Linked DNA regions of Homo sapiens: region 2 is linked to region 1. Evidence: read pairs that join two places in POLR2A ChIA-PET (ENCODE). Cell type or tissue: Panc1. All regions are shown on one strand.

The links. Peaks named below come from ENCODE experiments on the same cell type or tissue, not always from the same donor. Only the 100,000 strongest peaks of a DNase experiment are listed, where the experiment ranks them.
Region 2: POLR2A ChIA-PET joins it to region 1 with 16 read pairs; 4 of 35 experiments call an interaction of 5 or more read pairs at or near these places.

Annotation. Positions count from the first base shown.
Region 1 is chr16:71,639,344-71,647,343 of GRCh38, forward strand. It overlaps PHLPP2 (PH domain and leucine rich repeat protein phosphatase 2), which reads right to left. Exons shown (of 19, transcript NM_015020.3): 19 at 5,581-8,000. LOC124903711 (a long non-coding RNA gene) reads right to left here and starts at 1,577. Exons shown (of 2, transcript XR_007065108.1): 1 at 1,492-1,577. It also overlaps a transcript of MARVELD3 not described here. In Panc1, CTCF peaks have their summits at 6,307 (motif pointing left) and 6,508; a DNase peak (open chromatin) is centred at 6,308.
Region 2 is chr16:71,697,866-71,705,865 of GRCh38, forward strand. It overlaps PHLPP2 (PH domain and leucine rich repeat protein phosphatase 2), which reads right to left. Exons shown (of 19, transcript NM_015020.3): 3 at 4,733-4,866. SNORA70D (small nucleolar RNA, H/ACA box 70D) reads right to left here and starts at 836; the gene lies at 702-836. LOC124903712 (a long non-coding RNA gene) reads left to right here. Exons shown (of 2, transcript XR_007065109.1): 2 at 1,493-1,708. RefSeq lists an enhancer at 3,089-3,148. In Panc1, no CTCF peak of the experiment used is centred here; no DNase peak of the experiment used is centred here.

The DNA.
Region 1 (8,000 bases):
TACAGGCATGAGCCATTGCGCCCAGCCAAGACTGGTTCTTTTTCACTCATCATAATTCCCTTGAGATTCATTCAAGTCATTGCATGTATCAGGATTTCATTCCTTTTTTTTTTTTTTTTTTGAGATGGAGTCTCGCTTTGTCACCCAGACTGGAGTGCAGTGGCATGATCTCGGCTCACTGAAACCTCTGCCTCCTGGGTTCAAGCAATTCTCCTGCCTCAGCCTCCAGAGTAGCTGGAACTACAGGCACGTGCTGCCACACCCGGCTAATTTTTGTATTTTTAGTAGAGATGGGGTTTCACCATGTTGGTCAGGCTGGTCTCCAACTCCTGACCTCAAGTGATCTGCCCGCCTCAGCCTCCCAAAGTGCTGAGATTACAGGCGTGAGCCACTGCACCCAGCCTAGGAGTTCATCCCTTTTTATCGCTGAGTAGGGTAGTCCATGGTATGGGTGTACCCGTTTGTGTAACCAGAGTCACCCACTGAAGGACACTGGGGTTGTTTCCAATATTTGGCTATTATAAATAAAGCTACAATGAATATTTATGTCCACGTCTTTGTTTTCAGAGTGGTAATTTGATTTTTCAAACATAGATTGAAAACAAAACAAAAACAAAAAGCAAATTAAATATACTGATGTTGAGGCTGGGTGAGGTGGCTTACGCCTGTAATCTCAGGACTTTGGGAGGCCAAGGCAGGTGGATCACTTGAGGTCAGGAGTTTGAGACCAGCCTGGCCAACATGGTGAAACCCCGTCTCTACTAAAAATACAAAAATTAGCCAGGCAGGGTGGTGCGTGCCTGTAGTTCCAGCTACTCAGGAGGCTGAGGCAGGAGAATCGCTTGAAGCCAGGAGGTGGAGGTTGCAGTGAGCCAATCACACCATTGCACTCCAGCCTGGATGACAGAGTGACACCGTCTCAAAAAAAAAAAAAAAAGTTGACATTGAATCAACCACGTCCTTAAAATCAGGTGGCCTGTGGTATGTCTCTGGCTTGGCCTGGGTGAGTAATGTCAGTGTTAAAGCCCGAATCTCTCTTCTCCTAGGTGTGGTGCAGATAGTGGAGGTGGTCTTGAATGGGATGGTTCTCATATGCATCGTGGCCTCCTACTTTGTCCTTGCCGGATTCAGTGCCAGCTTTTCCAGCGGCGGTGGCTTTGGGAACAACTACTACTCACCGTTCGAGGGCACTGAGCTAGAGCAGGTTCGGCAGCTGGACCAGCAGTACACGATCCTCCGCTCGCCCCTGATATACGGTGGCGTGGCTGTTTCTCTGGGTCTGGGGGTCCTCACCATGGGTGTTTTACTCCAAGGAGCCAAGAGTCGAACAATGTTGTCAGGGAAGTGGCTCCTCACGGAGGCCGCCTTCAGCCTCCTAGCGGCAGTGGGCTACTGCACAGGCATTGGTGTTTACCTCCACGTGGCTCTGCAGATCAATAGCACCGACACTTGCAAAACAAGAGAGAGGCTCTATGCCCGCAAGGGTCTCACCTGGATGGACTGCCAGCTGGCAGGCACCGACGGAGCAGCAGCCACCTTTGCTTGTCTTCTCGTGATCATGTACGGCGCCAGCGTGGTGCTGGCCCTGCGTAGCTACCGAGAACAGAAGCGCTACAAAGGCAGCCGAGAACAGCCCGGAAGTTACAGTGATGCACCGGAATATCTGTGGTCTGGAACTCTTTGAGATCTTCCGGAACCTAAATGTGAACGCACATTGTTTCTCTCAAAAAGACAGGTCTTTTAAAACTCCGCATTAGACAACTATGGTTTTCACACACTTGACTTTATAAATGCTCTCTTTGGACTGAGGCAAAGTTAAAGAATTGAGGACGGGCATGGTGGCTCATGCCTGTAATCCCAGCACTTTGGGAGGCTGAGGTGGGCGGATCGCTTGAGGTCAGCAGATTGAGTCCAGCCTGGCTCACATAGCGAAACCCTGTCTCTACTAAAAATACAAAAAATCGCCGGGCATGGTGGCTCACGCCTGTAATCCCAGCACTTTAGGAGGCCAAGGCAGGCAGATCACCTGAGGTCAGGTGTTTGAAACCAGTCTGGCAAACATGGTGAAACCCCATCTCTACTAAAAATACAAAAATTAGCTGGGCGTGGTGGCAGGCACCTGTAATTCCAGCTACTCTGGAGGCTGAGGCAGGAGAATCTCTTAAACCCGGGAGGCAGAGGTTGCAGTGAGCCAAGACCATTGCACTCCAGCCTGGGCAACAAGAGCGAGACTCCGTCTCAAAAAAATACAAAAAATCATCTGGGCTTGGTGGTGAACGCCTGTAATCCCAGTTACTCAGGAGGCTAAACCACAAGAATCACTTGAACCTGGGAGGCAGAGGTTGCAGTGAGCAAACTCCACTCCACGTCACTGCACTCCAGCCTGGGTAACAGAGCGAGGCTCTGTCTCAAAAACAACAACTACAACAAAAAAGATAGGACAGTAGATTTTATTAGACCCTGAAGCATACTGGAGGCTTTTTCATTTCTGCATTCCCTGACAGTGCTCCATAGAGTAGGTCTTCAAAGGTAGATAGTAATCTCATTACCCTGGACTGTTCTCATAATGTAACAGATCACTAACACTGAATCTTAAAAATAAAGTTCTTTTAGTAATTTTAATCTTACGTGTTTTATACCTATTCTTATACTTTACAGCTTGCCCCAAATATATTAGTTCAAATCAGATGCAACTAGAAATATACATTCTCGTTATGGTCTTTTTGCTAATTGTCCTCTTGCTTTTTAGTAGTGAATTCTTATGGAACCTGTTCAGGACAAAGGATCGAAGCTAAGCCTCCTACCTAAGCGGAAAAGATCTAGATTATACTTTTATAAAAATAAAGCTTGGAAAATAATCAACTGGAGATCTACATCGCTAGGTTAAAAGTTGTGGTGTCTTGGCCGGGCACGGTGGCTCACACATGTAATCCCAGCACTTTGGGAGGCCAAGGCAGGTGGATCACCAGGTCAAGAGTTCAAGACCAGCCTGGCCAAAATGGTGAAACCCTGTCTCTACAAAAAATACAAAAAAAATTAGCCGGCCTGGTGGCAGGCACCTGTAATCCCAGCTGCGTGGGAGGCTGAGGCAGAGAACTGCTTGAACCGGGGAGGCAGAGGTTGCAATGGGCTGAGATCGCGCCACTGCACTCCAGCCTGGGTGACAGAGTGAGACTCCGTCTCAAAAAAAAAAAAAAAGTTGTGGTGCCTCAGAAAAGTGTCTCCACTCCATCACCCTTAGCCCAAGGCAGTGGCTAGAGTCCCACACAATTTTCACTCAGTGGTAGATGAGAAGTATAACTGCAGCCAGAATCAAGCGACCCACTCTCCACCTACCCTCCAGAGAAATACCACCAACCCCAGCCACTATTCTCACCTAGCATGTATTCCCCGAAATAGGTCCTTATTAGATCCTTGCCCACGTCTGGGTCCTTTGGTTGATAAAATGGAGACTTTGGCCTATCTGACCCCAACCTTGTGCCCAGGCCCAGCGCCAGTACTGCTCCGGAGAGGCAGCTCCTCTCAAGGGAATGGAGCCATCACTGTAACAACACTCCCACATCTTACGGCTTTATAACATTCACGATGCTTTAGCAAGTCTTCTCTTACTACCACTTGTCAGTCAGACAGGCCAACGTGTATTGTTCACACTTTACCGATAAGGAGACAAGCTTCAAGGTTAGGTGGTTTATGAAAGAGTTAATGCCCACTGTGTGCCAGGTATGTACAGTACTGTGATAAAGAAGACCTTTGATAAAAGATATTAGTATTAACATTTAATGAGAAAAACAGCCTTAGAGAGGTTAAGTAACTGCCTGAAGTCACAAAACTTTTAAGGAGCAGAGGCAAAACTCAGCCCCACTGAATCACACACTGGAATGTGTTCTAACATACTAACATACTCTTGTGGCCTTTGGTGTACCGGGGAATTTATATAGCATGACATTGATTCATTTCTGCCATGCTGGCCTAGGGAGGTGTGTGTCTCGTGGAACTGAGGTATAAAAGCATGTTGAAGGTGCTCAATAAATGGTTGTTGAACCATTTCTGGCCAGGTGTGGTGGCTCATGCCTGTAATCCCAGCACTTTGGGAGGCCGAGGCAGGTGGATCACCTGAGGTCAGGAGTTTTGAGACCAGCCTGGCCAACATGGTGAAACCCCGTCTCTACTAAAAATACAAAAATTAGCCAGGCATGGTGGCGCATGCCTATAATCCCACCTACTTGGGAGGCTGAGGCAGGAGAATCGCTTGAACCTGCGAGGCAGGGGTTGCAGTGAGCTGGGATCGCACCATTGCACTCCAGCCTGGACGACAGAGCGAGATTCCGTCTCAAAAAAATAAATAAATAAATGGCCGGGCGCGGTGGCTCATGCCACCTCAGCACTTTGGGAGGCCGAGGCGGGTGGACTGCCTGAGCTCAGGAGTTCAAGACCCACCTGGGTAACAGTGAAACCCTGTCTGCACTAAAAATACAAAAAATTTGCTAGGTGTGGCAGCGCTAGTCCCAGCTACTTGGGAGGCTGAGGCAGCAGAATAGCTTGAAGCCAGGAGGCAGAGGTTGCACTGAGCCAAGATCACACCACTGCACTTCCAGCCTGGGTGACAGAGCAAGATATCATCTTAAATAAATAAATAAATGTTCCTTCTGGTAGATGAAGAGGAAACTTCCAAAATGACTTTATCTTGACCTTTATTTAAAATGAGAGGTAGCAGGCAGTGTGCAGTGGCTCATGCCTGTAATCCCAGCACCTTGAGAAGCCAAGGCAGGCAGATCCCTTGAGCCCAGGGGTTCGAGACCAGCCTGGGCAACATGGCAAAACCATGTCTCTACAAAAAATACAAAAATTAGCTGGGTGTGATGATGCCTGCCTGTAGCCCTGGCTACTCAGGAGGCTAAGGTGGGAGGATCATGCTAGCATGGGAGGTAGAGGTTGCAATGAGCCAAAATCACACCACTGCACTCCAGCCTGGGCAACAGAGCAAGACCCTGTCTCAATCAATCAATCAATCAATGAGAGGTAGCTAATATTGCTTGAAAGCCCAGAGATTATGGGAGACACCCACAGGAGTGGGGGTAGGCCAGCGACAATTTAGAGGCTTAACTGGAGCTCATGAGCCAAGACTCTGAAGTTCCTTCTTACACCAAAGCTGTCAAGAAAAATGTGACCGGCTTTTCCATGGTGTCGTCAGCTGTCATTTAGACAGAACTGTGGATTGTTTACAGTTGAGTTTCTGCTAGTCAACTAATTTGCATGTCAATAAGGACGGTGTTTCCTGATTTTTTCCTTTTTCCTGGCGTTGTGATTTCTGTAAGCATATAAACCAAGGCAAAATATAGTGTTTCATAAAGTAAAAATCTGTATTGCCATTTCAGCTTAAAAGCAGATCAAAAATATTTATTCTTGCCTTAACTCATAGCTTTGCAGTGTCAGGGAATGTGGTTTCATGTGTTTGTTCTCACTTATCTTCCCCAGGAAAATCCTGCAGGTGCTTTTGGTTAAGAACCCAATTCTACAAACAAGTTAGGAGAGAAAATTATAGCTTCATGCTAAAATACTTATGAAATAACAAGCACTCCATTTTAAAACAAAGCCATGAAAAAGATTCCACTTTATTTTATTTATTATTGTTATTGTTATTTTTACAAACAATAGATTTGCTGCAACATGCTCTGGCTCATATTATTGAATTAAAAAATTTAACACATTTCAAAAATATCAAAAATACACTATAATGAGTCTTAAGACTACAATACGACAATGATTGCACAAAACCGTAAGATATGAGCCCACTGTCTGGATGACATCCACTGGCAACAGTGAGAGAAAACCCTATAGCATCTGGGAGAAGTGCATGAAATTTAGAATACAAGGAACTTATGTGTGACTGACTGATCACCAAATGAGGCAAACAGAGCAGGATTGACTGTAGCTGCTTTTTCTCAATCTAGGAAGTGCTTACCCCAACTATGGGGCAAAAGTCACTAACTGGAAAGATTAACTTGCCTTCATGATTGGGAGTCGGAAAGCCTCCACCCAGAAGGAAGTAAAAAGTGACACTAGACAGTCCTATAGTGATGCTGAAGACATCACTGAATGGCTTGGAGACTAATTATTTAATAATTGGTACATTTATCGATAACAGCCAGCTGCTCCCTTATGGAGGTCTCTTCATTAATAATTATTGGATAGATAGAGAAGGTGAGCCTGTGGCTTCCAAGTACCGGCTTTTGCTGAAGGTCTACATGGGAAGAAGAGCATCATTTGATATTCAGTAGATCTGCCACACCCAACTGGCTCCATCTCCTGGAAAACAGCACTCACTACAAGCAACTGTAATAGCACCCAGCAATGACCACGCTGCTCCTGCTGGCTCTTCCGTACACCAGTAAATGAACTCACCAATGTATTGCACACATACACTTCACAGTAGTACAATAAAGCCCTGTATCAGGAGTGGTAATTCAATGACTTGACTCTATAGTGCACTGCAGCTTTATGTCATACCAACATTCAAATATTCAAATATCCTTCCAATCCATTTGGACAAAAATACACCATGGCTGCCAAGACACATGTATTTTTCTTTCTTCCATGGACTCCTAAACTGCTCCCACAATCAGCAGTGTTCTTCTCTCAGAAATTATCTTAAGCTTCTCTACTCAATGGGAGGTACACACAGAGACCTGAGAATATGCAGAGGCCAGAATCTCTGTCTGTGCTAGAGATCAACTGTACTCTGCCCACCTGGGGAACACATCCTCTGGGTAAAGTACTCGGAAGTAAATTACATTCACCTGGAGACAGATACGGGCTTTCACTGACAGCCTGTTTAGAAAACACAATGTCTGTAAGTTACCTCATAGGTCAAAGAGTTTTGTATTATATTTTTCATAATGGGCTATGGCCTTTTTACCCTGTTTTAATACAGAGCAACTGCAGAAGGACATGAATTAAAGCAGACTGCAAAAAAGAATAATCAGTTTTGGTATCGCCTATAACAAAGATTTTCAATACAACCTAATGGTTCCTGAAAAAAAATTCTACCACACAGAACAACATTTGGAATTACAGAGTTCTGCTGACTAAAAAATAAATACATTTACTTTTGGTAAGGTCATTTCAGAACTGGGTTTTGAGGTGGTTCCAATAAGTAGGTTGGGAAACGAATAGCAGACAAGAAGGGTTCACCATAATGAATAATTTTTATAAGACTATACTATTAAAGTGGTGTATTCCCAAAATAACTTTAATTTTTAGACATCACTATTCTACAACCCGAAGGTTCTGCCATCTAAGTAAGATGTTTTACATCACTCATCACTATCATCCTGTTATTTCATTTTCATTTTTTCTTCATTAAAAAAAATTTCCCATATAAAAATAAGGTGGCAAAACACTCTTGTTCCCATCTTTCTAACAGCACCTAAACTCTGTGTGAGCCACTATGTTCCCTACTTCAAATCAAAGACCTGAGTTCTAAAATTCTCAATAGCTGACCAGTAGTTTGACAATCTGGGGACTCAAGTTCAGATTCTCGAGGGGTTGAACATTAGACATCCATTAGAGTGTACCAAATCCCCCAAGAGTGTATCCCAATGACACGTGCATATGAGCATGGGGCCTCTGAGAAGATGAAGACACATAATTATTATGGACAGGTCATCTGATTTTGACTATTGCTTTGAACAAAAATCTTCCCAAAAATACACACGAAAATATATTTATATTTAACCCTCTCTTTAACATAGTTTCTGATGAAACAAATTAAAAATGGCCCTACTTTATTTTTAATTGTAAAAGTGTTCCAAAAATTCAAAGCACATTCCCCATTGGGTAAAATCAAGCAATGCCAACATTTTGTGGGAATAAATAGGAATTAATTTTCCTAAGCAAATCTTCCAATGGAAAAAGTGACAGAAGTATGAAGAAACTGCATTTTGCTAGGGTTATGTGGAATGTGCAAAGAGTATAGGTTTTCTGTAAGCTTAAGAATTTCT
Region 2 (8,000 bases), 59 kb after region 1:
GAGATGGAGTCTTGCTCTGTCGCCCAGGCTGGAGTGCAGTGGCACCATCTCAGCTCACTGCAAGCTCTGCCTCCCGGGTTCACACCATTCTCCCACCTCAGCCTCCAGAGTAGCTGGGACTACAGGCACCCGCCACCACGTCCAGCTAATTTTTTGTATTTTTAGTAGAGACGGGGTTTCACTGTGTTAGCCAGGATGGTCTCAATCTCCTGACCTCGTGATCCGCCTGCCACAGCCTCCCAAAGTGCTGGGATTACAGGTGTGAGCCACCGCGCCCGGCCCAGAAAGTAGGATTTATTGGTGAGCATTAAGAGGGGGCAGCACAGTGGAAGCCCTCACAAGAGCAGGGCCCGCCACTTGTCCAGAGGGCCACTACTGGGGATGTAACTGACCCCGCAGCCATCTGGGATGAGCTGCTTCTCAGCCCCCATGTCTTCAAATTCATCTGCATTGAACTTGGTAAAGCCCCACTTCTTAGAGATGTGGGATCTTCTGGCAACCAGGGAACTTCAACTTGGCCCTACATAGGGCCTCAATCATGTGCTCCTTGTTATGCAGCTTGGTGCAGATGGACATGGTAACTTGGCCAATGTGAACCTCGGCCACAGTGCCCTGCGGCTTTCCAAAGGCACCTCGCATACCTGTTTGGAGCCTAGACTGGGGATAGCACAAAGTCAGAGACATGAACATCCATCTGAAAGGCCTGTCTCTAAGGTCCCTTAGAGCAACCCATACAAGAAACAGGCTGAGTACGCTACCAAGGAAGCTGCTGTGGGCAGCCATTGTACACTGGGCCTCCCTGAGGAAAGGAACTCAGTTGGCTTAACTGTCTGCAGAGGATTTACATGCTCTCTTAATCCCATGATTAATCATGCTACCTACTCAACTTGACTTTAGTGAAATGTTATCTCCACAGCTTTTATATCATGAATTCGAACTGAGAGAGCCATTCCACTCACTTTTCCCCCAGCACTCCCTCTCCAGCAAGACTGATAACTGGCATTTGCATAATGGCTGACTGGGACACTACCCAGTGTCCTTTTATAACCAGAGAACACAACATTAACTGGTTCGCACTCGGGCCCTTATGACCTTGGCTTTATTAACACTATATTCCAAATAAGCTGATGCACCAAAAATTCTACACATAAAATATTTGAAGCTGATTACTAAGCTATTTACTTCAAAGAGAATACTTCAACTCTTTCCTTCCGTAACAATAGTTGTGTCTGGTTTCAGGAACTGGGTGGTTGGAGGAAAAAGGTGAGAGGGAAGCATATTTTCTATGATAGTTTTGATAGAGACAGGAGGCAGAGAAATTCTAGGCAGACAGGGACAGGTGCCCAGCAAAACCCCACCTTCGAGCCAAAAAGCCTGAAACCTGTGGCCCAAAGTGAGAATTTCCATCCCTGTTTGTCTGCTCTCTCCTGAATGGTTCTTTCTGAGTGTCTTTTTACCAATCGAATGTTGCCTTTTCCAAAACTACCTACAGCACCTCCCATCCTGTGCCCATGAAGACCCCAGACTCAGCGAGCAGAGAAGAGAAGCAGCTGGACATCAGGGAGAGGCGACTTGACTTCAGAAGACAGTGGCAGGGAGGCAACTTGACTTCAAGGGAGAGTGAGCTGCCCTTCCCATTCCCTTTCCAGCTCCACTCTTCACTGAGAGCTGCTTTCATCATTCAATAAAATTCTCCGCATTCACCATCTTTCAATTTGTCCACATGACCTCATGCCTCTTAGGCACCAGACAAGAATTTGGGACGCACCAAGTGCCGGTATTCAAAAAGGCTGTCACACTGGCCCTTTACCCTCACTGGTGGAAAGCAGCCGCCCTACGCAACAAGGCAAAGGGACCACTGACCTGGTAACACATTGCCGTCTGCAGATGAGAGAGGTAAGAGAGCATTATAACATGTCCTCTGGGGCCTTGGGATCACAGACACCCCCACCTGGACGCTGCTGCAAGCCTACACAGAGTTTGCTTCTGCTGGTGCTAAAGCAGGCAGCCAGTTCCTGCACTCGCTCTCCTATGCGCTACATCCCACAAAGGGTGGAGCACAACAGACCCCAGTGAACACGGTTTGTTCCCACCAGCGTCCAATCAGCTAGCCAGTTCACGCACTCATTCACCTGCGCATTCCCTCCCACAAGGGGTTGAGCGGGGTGGGCTGAGTAAATGGGGTACCCCTGTCACAAGTCCCAAAGAGGGGTCAAGAAAATATCCTGCATCAGTTTTATTATAGATCCGGCTGCTCACAGTGGCTCGTGCCTGTAATCCCAGCACTTTAGGAGGCCAAGATAGGAGGATCACTTGAGCCCAGGAGTTTGAGACCAGCCTCGAGCCATGAGCAACATGGCGAGACCTCAGCTCTACAAAAAATACAAAAATTAGCCAGGTGCAGTGGTGCGCACGTGTAGTTCCAGCTACTTGGGAGGCTGAGGTGGGAGAATCATTTGGGCCCAGGAGGTTGAGGCTGCAGTGAGCCATGATGGCAGCATTGCACTACAGCCTAGGCAACTGGGTGATACCCTGTCTCAAAAAAAATAAAAAATTAAAAAAAAAAATAGACCCACAAATTCTTTGACACTCCTTTCAAAAACTGGAGCTAATTCCTCTCTCTATAGTATGGGCTGTGTTTAGTGACTCATTTCTTTTTTTTTTTTTTTTTTTTTTTTGAGACAGAGTCTCGCTCTGTCACCCAGGCTTGAGTGCAGGGGCACGATCTCGGCTCACTGCAAGCTCTACCTCCCAGGTTGACGCCATTCTCCTGCCTCAGCCTTCCCAGTAGCTGGGACTATAGGTGCCCGCCACCAGGCCCAGCTAATTTTTTGTATTTTTAGTAGAGACAGGGTTTCACTGTGTTAGCCAGGATGGTCTCAATCTCCTGACCTTGTGATCTGCCCGCCTCAGCCTCCCAAAGTGCTGGGATTACAGGCGTGAGCCACCGCACCTGGCCTGTGACTCATTTCTTAATAAGTAAAAAGTGGTAAAAGTAAAGGTGACTTACAAAGCTTGGTTATAAAAGACACTGAGGCCTCTGTGCACGTGCATGCATGTGTGTATACGTGTGTCTCATCACTGGGGAAACTAGCCACTATGTTGTGAAGACGCCTAGGAAGCCCTATGGAAAGATCCACAGAAGAGGGAACTGAAGCCTCCTACCAGCAGCTGGTGAGGAACTGAGGCCATGTGAGTGAACCGTGTTGAAAGTGAATCTTCCAGGCCTACTCAGGCCTTCAGATGACTAAAATCTCATGAAACCCAAGCCAGGACCATCCCTCCAGCTAAACTGCTCCTAGATTTCTGGCCCACAAAAACTATATAATTATTAAGTATTAATCATTTTAAGTCCTAACTTTTGAGGCAATTTGTTACAGAGCCAACAGATAACTAATTCATCTATCTATCTATCTATCTATCTATCTATCTATCTATCTATCTATCTATATATCTATCTACCTACCTACCTACCTACTACCTACGTTTTGTTTTTGGTACCAGGTACATTATTACTTTTCAAAGATTATTAACTTTAAGTTTCATCCCAAACTTAATTTCCTCACTCAAACCATACTAGCTTTTCTATGTCAACAGAACTCACTTTTGGAAAGATCCCTCAAAATTTAAGTACTACAAACTGGTACTCTTTTAGACTCTACTGGAAATATCCTCTTAAGGGTATAGTACATTAAGATCCTGCATATGCTGTCATTTATCAGATGGTGGTAGGAAAAGTAGGGGCATCAGAGCCAACCACTGTGCAGTATAACTGCACGTAAAAGAAAGGTTCAACTTTCATTCTAGAAAAAAATATACACAGTAGCCCCCCTGCCACCTGTGGTCTTGCTTTCCAAGGTTTTAGTTATCTGCAGTCAATCATGGTCTGAAAATAGGAAGTAAAGTACAAGATATTTTGAGAGAGAGAACATTCACTAACTTTTATTACAGCATATTGCTATAATTATACTATTTTATAATTAAATATTGTTAATCTCTTACTTTGCCTAATTTATCAATTAAACTTTACCATAGGTATGTGTATACAGGAAAACACATAGTACATATAGAGTTCAGTACTATCTGCAATTTCAGTCATCCACTAAGGATCTTGGAACGCAATCCCAGTGGATAAGGGGGGACTACCATAATGAAGAACTAGGGTTCAACCACAATCAGATAAGAAGCATGTTACTGTTCCAAGTTTTTGTTTTTTTAACTATTATAGTGATAGATGGGTCGTGTTCCTCAAATTCATCTTAAAATATTTTTCTCAGAAGAGTCAAAAATCCTAGATTTAAACCCCACTAAATTCACCAATATACAAATTTGACAGGTATACTCATCAACGTCAAGTCATATATGATAATGATTACTTACTCTCAACATTTTTGAGCTATCCAGAAGTTCACAGACTTTACCAGGAGCTTGAAAAAATAATTTACTAAAGCATGATCCAGTCAAGATTCTGGCAAAGGTATAAAATAATGCTAGTAAGTTAGCAAAATACAAGTGCAAAATGAGCAAAAATAAAAAGAGAAGATATTTTTAAAGTGTTCCCTTACCCCTGACCTCTTGGCTTTTGTTGTTGTTTGGTTGGTGTTAACTACGTTAGTTAATTGGCTTAAAACTAGCTTTTGATAAAATACCTTTAAAAAGCTGACGGCAGATAAGAGGCACAAATGATCAACCTAAAAGTAGTTAACATACAAAGCCACTGATAAATTCTTACCACCATAAAATCGAATCATACAGCCGAGGTCAGGATTTGTAGCCTCCTCCTGTATGCGCACAGGATCATCAAATCCCAGCCTGGATAAGTAATCATAAACGATCTGAAGAGGTCGTTCAGTAGGTTCCAGTCTCCTGATTACACAATTCAAAAAAATATATATATTTGGTAAGTAATAAAAATGGTTCATTTAATTTTTTAGTATTTTTATTTGTATAAATTTCAGGGGTACAAGTGCTATTCTGTCACATGAATATACTGCTTAGTAGTGAAGTCTGGGCTTTTAGTGTAATCCTCACCTGAATCATGTATATTGTATTCATTAAGTAATTTCTCATCCTTCACTCCCACCCCACCCTCACACCCTTCTGCTTTTCCAATGTCTATTACCCCACACTCTATTATTTAGCTACCACTTGTAAGAGAGAACAGGTAGTATTTGACTTTCTGTTTCTGAGTTATTTCACTGAAGATAATGACTTCCAGGTCCATCCATGTTGCTACATTAAGACATGACTTCATTCCTTTTTCATGGCTGAGTAGTAACTCAACATACAAAATCTGCTCTTGATTTTTATTCCTAGGTCAAGTTTTTCTTTAATATTCTATGATACAACTAATCTAAACAAGTGTTTTTTTAACTTTTTGGTGTCAGGACCCCTTTATACTTTGGGGATCACAAAGAGCTTTTGTTTACATGTGTTATATCTATTGATATTTACCAAATTAGAAATTAAAATTGAGAATTTCCATTTATTAATTCACCTTAAAATAACTCCCTAAAGATCATTCTACTACATGGTCCTAATTGAAAGCTAAGGTAAAACCAGAATGTCCTGCAATCACTTGTGGCCTCTGGTGACACTGTATTTTAAATCACAGACTTAAAATACTGAAAAATATTTAAAAAAAAAACAAAAGTGATGAATGTGCATTTTGATAGAAGGGGCTATAATAGTCATAATAGCAAGACAGCTCTTTTATAATGCTTTTACCAGAAACCAAACAGTTATAAATACAGTGGCTAAACGTATAGGCTCCAACAGTCAACTGCCTGGGTTCAAGTCTTAGTCCTGCCACTTACCAACTGCATGCCCCAGTATATTTACTCTCACTGTTTTAAATCCTCATCAGTATCATGGGAATAGCAACAATACCTAACTCATAAGATGTTTAAATTTATTTATTTACTTTCAACAAGATACTATATAGTATGAAAAGTGCTTAGCAAAATATCTCACATGTAGTAAGTGTTCAGTAAGATACTGACAATTATTATTCTAAAAAATTTTAAGATTGGAATCAATTTTAGAATAAAAATAGAGTATTTCTCCCATCTCAAACAACAACCAAAAGCAAGCACAGGAAAGTCCGTATGTGTTCAAAAGGTCTGAAAGAACATTTAAAGAACCTGTTAAGAACCTGTTCAGAAAACTTAAGAATAGCCGGGCGCAGTGGCTCACGCCTGTAATCCCAGCACTTCAGGAGGCTGAGGCGGGCGGATCACGAGGTCAGGAGATGGCTAACATGGTGAAACTCCATCTCTGCTAAAAATACAAAAAAATTAGCCAGGCATGGTGGCGGGCACCTGCAGTCCCAGCTACTCGGGAGGCTGAGGCAGGAGAATGGCATGAACCTGGGAGAAGAGCTTGCAGTGAGCCGAGATGGTGCCACCGCACTCCAGCCTGGGCGACAGTGAGACTCTGTCTCAAAAAAAAAAAAAAAAAACTTAATAATTATAGTATTAATAACTATAAGAAACATGATGCATTTCCCATCATGACAAAAACATATGAATGATGTCTGCATTTTGTAGTTTAAGAACTAGAAAATGCTGTTGGCAACAAGCTGAACATAAACAACTACAAAGCTGAACATAAACAACTGTAACAAAATGATAATTTTGGAACAGAAATCATACTGATGTACAAAAAAGACAAAAATAAAACAACCACCTGGCCTCTCCTGACTGCTCAGTTCAGTATTTTAGCTTCCAGAAACTATCACATAAACTCAGAATGAACTGCTACATGGGGAATGATCAAAGAAAAAAAAGCCTGTAACGACCAATAAAGATTGAATTAAAGAGAAATGGGAAATAAACTTTTCAGATTATGTAGACATCAATTACAATTAATCCCTAGCCAAACAAAACCAAAATTTACAAAACTCATTGTCTATGACAATCTTAGGCATTTTCCCAGCACAATGGTGGGATTCTTCTGAGAGAAAGACACGTTTTAAGGGGGACTTTTAATAAACTGCATCCTGGAGAGAGGTCAACTAACCATATAATATGAATAAACTGATGGAGGATTAACTTCAAGACAAGGAGAGTAAGGATATAAAGAGACAGATCTTCAAATGTTCAGACGGATTGGACTTAACTCTGTACTGCTCCAAAGAATGGGACTCAGAACAATGAGAAGGTGCATAGGTAGATTTAAGCTAAACATGAGGAAGAATTTTAACCATTAGAGATGCTCAACCATGAAATGAACTGCCTCTCAGAACTGTTCAGAGAGACCTGGAGAGCCATCTGTCACAGACATTTTAGAAGAAACACCTGTAAGAACCAAACGGGGCCAGATGATCTTCAGGGCATTTCAGAAATCAAGGGTCTATGAGGTATCTAAGGCACCTTCCTAATATAATACAAATTCTACCTGACCCCTACAGTTCAGTGTATTTAAACACTATAATTCCATATAAGGACCACGTATTCAGGACCAACAAACAATTATACTTTCAGGCTAAATCTCGAGTGCTCAATTTTTCTATTTCTCTCTAGAAAACTGAAAGAAATGGAAGCATCCTAATTCTGACATATTTTACACAACCAAATTTCCTGGCCTAAAAAGGCTCTGTAGATTTTGGAAACCCTCCTTACACATGTCTTTTTTTTCTTTTTCTTTTTCTTTTTCTTTTTTTTGAGCCGAAGTCTCGCTCTGTTGCCCAGGCTGGAGTGCAGTGGTGCGATCTTGGTTCACTGCAACCCCTGCCACCCAGGTTCAAGCAATTCTTCTGCCTCAGCCTCCCGAGTAGCTGGGACTACAGGCCCACGCCACCATGCCCAGCTAATTTTTGTATTTTTAGTAGGGACAGGGTTTTATCATACTGGCCAGGCTGCTCTCAAACCCCTGACCTCATGATCTGCCCGCCTTGGCCTCCCAAAGTGCTGGGATTACAGGCATGAGCCACCACACCCAGACCTCCTTATACATATCTACCGTAAGAAAGTATTTTCTTTCTTCTAAGTAAACAAGTA